Linked DNA regions of Homo sapiens: region 1 is linked to region 2. Evidence: chromatin loops called from intact Hi-C (ENCODE). Cell type or tissue: mammary epithelial cell. All regions are shown on one strand. Each heading gives the region's core, and the rest is flanking DNA. Links, peaks and the distances in the headings are about the cores only.

Region 1 (2,881 bases), core at 1-2,500, 56 kb after region 2:
GGATATTTTAGTGTTTCTATGATTGCTGGGGGTATGTAATTTCAAATACTGCACTTTCTCACTGAGATCTGTGCTATGCGGCTCTGGGTTCCAGGGACGTTTTAGTGCTTACCTTCTTCTCCCGCATGCTTAGAAGCCTTTGGACCTCTTGCGCAATGAGGAAACCCCAGGGTAACTGTGGGCAGTTGGCTGAGTAGAACCAGAAGCGTAAACATAGTCTGGCAACTGTCAAACAAACTAAAACAAACAAAAAAAAATATTAAAAAAAAAAGGCCCCTAGCTCAGCACTTTGAGTTTCTGTCGAACTGAATCACCAACCTGTTGTACTCAAAGCCTAGGCGCAAGAGCGCCCGGCGCGCGGTTTCGGTCGCCGGAACCCGACGCGCGCCCAGGAAGCAGCCCCTGAGAGCGCCTGGGACAAACGCCGTGCCCAGTGACCCTGCCGAGGGCTGATCGGGCACCTGTCGCCGCGGGCAACCCTCGCTATGTGTTCGAATCCAACCCAGTCCGCCGAGGTGGCCCCTTCCAGGTAACCCCCTCCCCGCCGAGGTCCTGCCGCCAGGCCTCGTACCTGTGTCCCCCCGCACATGTTCCAGCAGCCCCCGGGCCAGAGGCTCTTCTTGGGGCGGTTCCTTCGGCCGCCAGGCCCTCGGTCTCCGGCGCCCTCAAACCTCGGCGACGCTCCGGGCCTCGCTCTCCGCAGGGTCTGGATGGCCCCCGCGCGCAAACCTGGGAAGGGCCTGGGGTTCGCAGAGGGGCGCCCGGGGAACACGCGCGGGGTGAGGTCCTGCCTCGGTCCGGGGAGGCGGCCGACGGAGGACGGGAGGAGGCGGCTACCTGGGGACACCTGGCCGCGCCCCACCTCCCGGGGGCCGGGCCTACCTGCGGCGAGCGGGCGGGCAGTGGGCCGGCGTCTCCCGGGAGCCCGCGCTGCGCTCTCAGCCGCCCCAGCTTCTGCCCCATCCCCGGGCGGGCCAGCCGCCTGCCGCCAGTTCTGGCCCCGCCTTGGCGGCGCGGGTGGCTGCTTTTCGATTTGTGTCTGCACTCGGCGTTCTCAATGATCCTAATTCAGGAAGCATTTCGGTTCTCAGTCTTAAGCAGAGCGCCCTCGGCGCGTCCAGGGCTTTTCGCTTTGGGTCCCACTGGGCCAGGAGTCCTGTGGTTACCTTAGGTCAACTGTTCTCAAAAGGGTGGTCCGGGGACGAGGACAAGATATTCATCAGACAAAATACCCTTTATTCGTGATAAGAAATGGAAATGACCTTACAAGTAATTGATTACATTGGTTCTCCAATGGTGGTCCGCCAGGTCTGGGATGTCTCCAAGATCTTTTCCAGGGGTCTCTGAGGGCAAAACTATTTCCATTATAGTAACAATAAATGATTTGCCATTTTCACTTTCATTCTCTCAAGAGTGTACAGTGGAAATTTCCAGGGGCTATTTGAAGTGTAATAACGTCATCATTCTGTCTCCTAATAGAATACCTGAGTGAGCGTGCTTGTATTTTCTGGTATTTTCCATAGTAGTATGTTTACATTATCAGTATGTACATTTTATAGAGATTTATGTAGATTTATAGAGATTAATAAAATTTGTTCTCAGTACTTGTGAACTTAATTTTTTTTCTTTCCTTTTTTCTTTTTCAGAGTAGGGGGTCTCACTTTGTTGCCCAGGAACTCCTGGGCTCAAGAGATCCTCCTGTCTCATCCTCCAGAGTAGCTGGGACTACAGGTGTCCACCAACTCTCTTGGCTACTGCTTTTGTACTTTGATTAGTTCTATTTGTTCATATCTACTAGGATAGCTATAACCTCATTTTTCTGAAGTAATTATCTTGAAATCTTGATCTTTTCCTTGAGTCTATGCATAAACATAACAAAAAGTAAGCTTTGTTGTCTTGATTTCAAATAATATTTTGAAAATTTCTCAGTTTTAATGTTAGATAATAAATATCATTAGATAAAATTCACATAAGTGAAAGCTCTTTGGGGTCCTTGATAATGTAAAAGAGCGTAAAAAGGTCTTGATTAAAGACTTCAAAAACTGCTGCATCAAGTAATGAAGGCAGCAGGTGGACAGAGTACCTATGCCAGGTGATGGTCACATCCTTCTTTATCCAAAGAACGTGCTTAACAGTTCTTTGAAACACTATTTATGCTTTGGTCGAAGTGGTCTGGCACTTGCTGGGGACCAAGGGAAACATTTTTTCCCCCTTCATTTTTTTTTTTTTTTTCTTGAGACAGAGTCTTGCTCTGTCACCCAGGCTGGAGTACAGTGGCACAATCTTGGCTTACTGTAACCTTCGCCTCCTGGGTTCAAGCGATTCTCCTGCCTCAGCCTTCCGAGTAGCTGGGATTACAGGCATCCACCACCACGCCCGGCTAATTTTTTGTACATTTAGGAGAGAGGGGTTTTCACCATGTTGGCCAGGTTGTTCTCAAACTCCTGACCTCAGGTGATCCACCTACCTCGGCCTCCCAAAGTGCTGGGATTACAGGCATGAGCCACTGTGCCCGGCCTCAAATTTTTGACTAATTCAATTTTTACCAAATTCTGTTTTTCTCCTCCCAAAGGATATTGTCTATTTTATTATTATTATTGATAATCAACTGAATTATTCCTAAGTTTTCTGCAGAAATTTTGTTTTCACTGATTCCTTCTAGGCAGTGCTTTTCCTTTCCCTTCTTCCAATCCCTTCCTCTTCACTTTCCATTTGTCTACCTCGTGGTCTAAACTATTTCTATGATGGATTCTTCTTTCCCTCTTATTCAAGCAATTGGGATCAGACTATGAAGAGGCCAGACATGGTTTATTGTGGTTGAACACAAGAATAGGAAACATTTTCACTAGAACACCCATTTTCCTGTTTATTCATTGAGTCA
Region 2 (2,907 bases), core at 234-2,733:
TTGAGCCCATGAGTTCGAGACCAGCCAAGGCAACATGGCAAAACCTGTCTCTACAAAAAATACAACAAGTAGCTGGGTGTGGTGGCGTGTGCCTGTATACCAGCTACTTGGGAGGCTGCAGCAGAAGGATTACCTGAGCCTGGGAGGCAGAGGTTACAGTGAGCTGTGATGTTGCCATTGCACTCTAGCCTGGGCAAGAGTGAGACTGTCTCCAAACAAAAAAACAAACAAAAAACCACAATGATGCAAGTGGAGCTTCAAATCAGCAATTTGACTCCAAACCAAATAGGCTTGGTTAAAGGAGTTACTGCCAGATTTCTCCTCTAAAGAGTTACTACATTTTACTTTGTAATCAATAAGTATTTCGTGGATACTTGAATATTGTGTAAATTCCTGAGGCCGGTGCAGTGGCTCACTCCTGTAACCTCAGCACTTTGGGAGGCCGAGGCGGGCGGATCACCTGAGGTCAGGAGTTCGAGACCACCCCGGCCAACATAGTGAAACCCCATGTCTACTAAAAATACAAAAATTAGCCGGGCATAGTGGCGGGCACCTGTAATCCCAGCTACTCAGGAGGCTGAAGCAGGAGAATTGCTTGAACCCGGGAGGCGGAGGTTGCAGTGAGCTAAGATCACGCCATTGCACTCCAGCCTGGGCAGTAAGAGTGAGAATCTGTCTAAAAAAAAAAAAAATTCTCAAGGCATCATTCTTTCACCTCTGCTTTAAGCATATGTATTACTGAAACAAGCATGTTCCGTAATCCCCCTCGAAGGACGTGCGACAGGGGTGTGGCTTGCCTATTTGATTGCCACCACTGCTCAAACCCCTGATGGGAGGGGGAGCACGCAGACAGGCAGGTGCAGGAGCGCAAGTGGGTGTGTGTTACCGTGTGCCCTTTTAGCCTTGCCGTCTGCAGACAGCTTGAGTGTTAGCCAGCTCAATGGACCCTCTGCCTTTCTGCAAGAGCAGAGGGCCAGTGTGACAGCTTTCTGTATCCTGAGCTCTTGTCCAGCGTCCCAGAAGAATGAGGTCACACACAGGCTTGAAGGATGAATGTGGGGTTTTACTGAGTGGCGGAGGTGGCAGTCAGTGGGATGGATGGGGAGCTGGAAGGGAGGATGGAGTGGGAAGATGATCCCCTAAAGTTTGGCCATCCAGCAGCCAAACTCCTCCCTGACTGCCCTCAGTTGAACTCCTCTTGGCGTTCAGACATTCCTCCTCTTCTCTCTTTCCCTGCTGTGCTGTGCCACAGCTCATCTGCTTGTCTCCTTGTCTCCTCGTCTGCTTGTCTGCTCATCTGCTTCTGGAGCCTGGGGTTCCAGGTTTATATGGGTAAGAGATAGGGGGCATGGTGGGCCAAAAGGCAATGTTTTGGGCATGAAAACAGGAATGCCTGTCTCCATTTAGGGCCATGGTCTACAGGCTTGAAGGTGGGGCCTTTGCCAGGGAACCACCCTCTTCTACGCAGAATTTCCCGATCTCCCTGTCTCCTGTTCATATCATTAGTTTCCTATGGCTGCTGCAACAAATGACCTCAAACTAGGTGACAACAGAAATTCATTATCTCACAGTTCTGAAGACTGGAAGTCTGAAATCAAGGAGTTGGCAGGGTCATGCTCCCTCTAGAGGCTCTGCTATACACATACAGAGGACCAACTGTAGTGATTTTTCTAACTTCATCATTCCTTCTACATCATTAGTTATCATTCTTCAAGAAGGATTGTTCCTCATCCCTGTTAAAAAGAAAAGCCTCAGACAAATTAAATTTAATAGAGTTTAATTGAGCAAAAAATAACTTGGATTGGGCAGCCCCTGGATCAGAATAGGTTCAGAGAGGCTCCAGCACAGCTGTTTGGTGGAAGAAGATTTACAGACGGGAAAAGGAAGGTGATATACAGAAAATGGAAGTGAGTATTGATATCATTTGGCTCTGTGTCCCCACACAAATCTCATGTTGCATTGTAATTCCCAGTGTTGGGGGAGGGACCTAGTGGTAGGTGATTGGATCATGGGGGCGGGTTTCCTCCTTGTTATTCTTGTGATAGTGAGTTTTCACGAGATCTGGTTGTTTAAAAGTGTGTAGCACTTCACCCTTTACTCTCTCTGTCTTAAGCTGCCATGTGAAGAATTGCTTGTTTCCCCTTTGCCTTCTCCCACAATTGTAAGTTTCCTAAGGCCTCTGAAGCTTTGCCTCCTTTACAGCCTGCAGAACTGTGAGTCAATTAAACCTCTTTTCTTGATAAATTACCCAGTCTCAGGTAGTTCTTTATAGCAGTGTGAGAACAGACTAATACAAGTATAAAAACAGCTGATTGGTTACGGCTCAGTGTTTGCCTTATTTGAACATGGTTTGAACAGTTGGCCACCCTTGGTTGGCTAAAACTCAGTGATTGGCACAAGAATAGGTACAGTCTGTTTACACATCCAGTTAGGTTATAGTTCACCATGTACGGAGAAATTTTTAGGCTGACCTTAAAATATGTAAGGCGGCAGCTTTAGGCTAAACTTAATTTAACATTCCTTGTTTATTTATATCAATATGTACTCATGGATTTTTATTTTATTTAGCAGATTTGTAAAGGATTAACTCAGCAGGTGTGGGTTGTTCAAACCCTGTACATTGCAAAGAAAAGTTTGGCCCTTGCCTAGTTTCAAGGCTCTTAATAAAGAGTATTTTTGTTTAGTTAAGGCCTTGGGCCACACCAGATCATTCATGCTAACAATGCGATTTATAGTGGGCACTTTGGGCCACATAATATCAGCTTGACCTCTAGAGGGACTGGAGAATTCAGGTCAGCCATAGGAGCAATTACTATGACTATGCAATTGACCCCCAATAAAAACCCTGGACACCAAGGCTTAGGTGGGCTTCTGATTGACAATACTTCACGTGTGTTGTCACATAGT

Evidence for each region. A loop is a pair of places that touch in the nucleus more often than their neighbours do. Peaks named below come from ENCODE experiments on the same cell type or tissue, not always from the same donor. Only the 100,000 strongest peaks of a DNase experiment are listed, where the experiment ranks them.
Region 1: it touches region 2 in a loop (2.2-fold over the local background); 9 of 110 quality-filtered maps call a loop at or near these places.

Annotation. Positions count from the first base shown.
Region 1 is chr11:32,827,864-32,830,744 of GRCh38, reverse strand. PRRG4 (proline rich and Gla domain 4) reads right to left here and starts at 818. Exons shown (of 6, transcript NM_024081.6): 1 at 572-818; 2 at 113-237. The coding sequence starts at 215. It also overlaps a transcript of CCDC73 not described here. RefSeq lists enhancers at 122-181, 192-241 and a silencer at 662-1,041. In mammary epithelial cell, for the core only: no CTCF peak of the experiment used is centred there; DNase peaks (open chromatin) are centred at 164 and 944; H3K4me3 peaks cover 1,567 bases; H3K27ac peaks cover 1,480 bases.
Region 2 is chr11:32,883,692-32,886,598 of GRCh38, reverse strand. No RefSeq gene overlaps it. Among named protein-coding and RNA genes, the nearest start is that of QSER1, 7.7 kb to the left of the region's middle. In mammary epithelial cell, for the core only: a CTCF peak has its summit at 1,631 (motif pointing left); no DNase peak of the experiment used is centred there.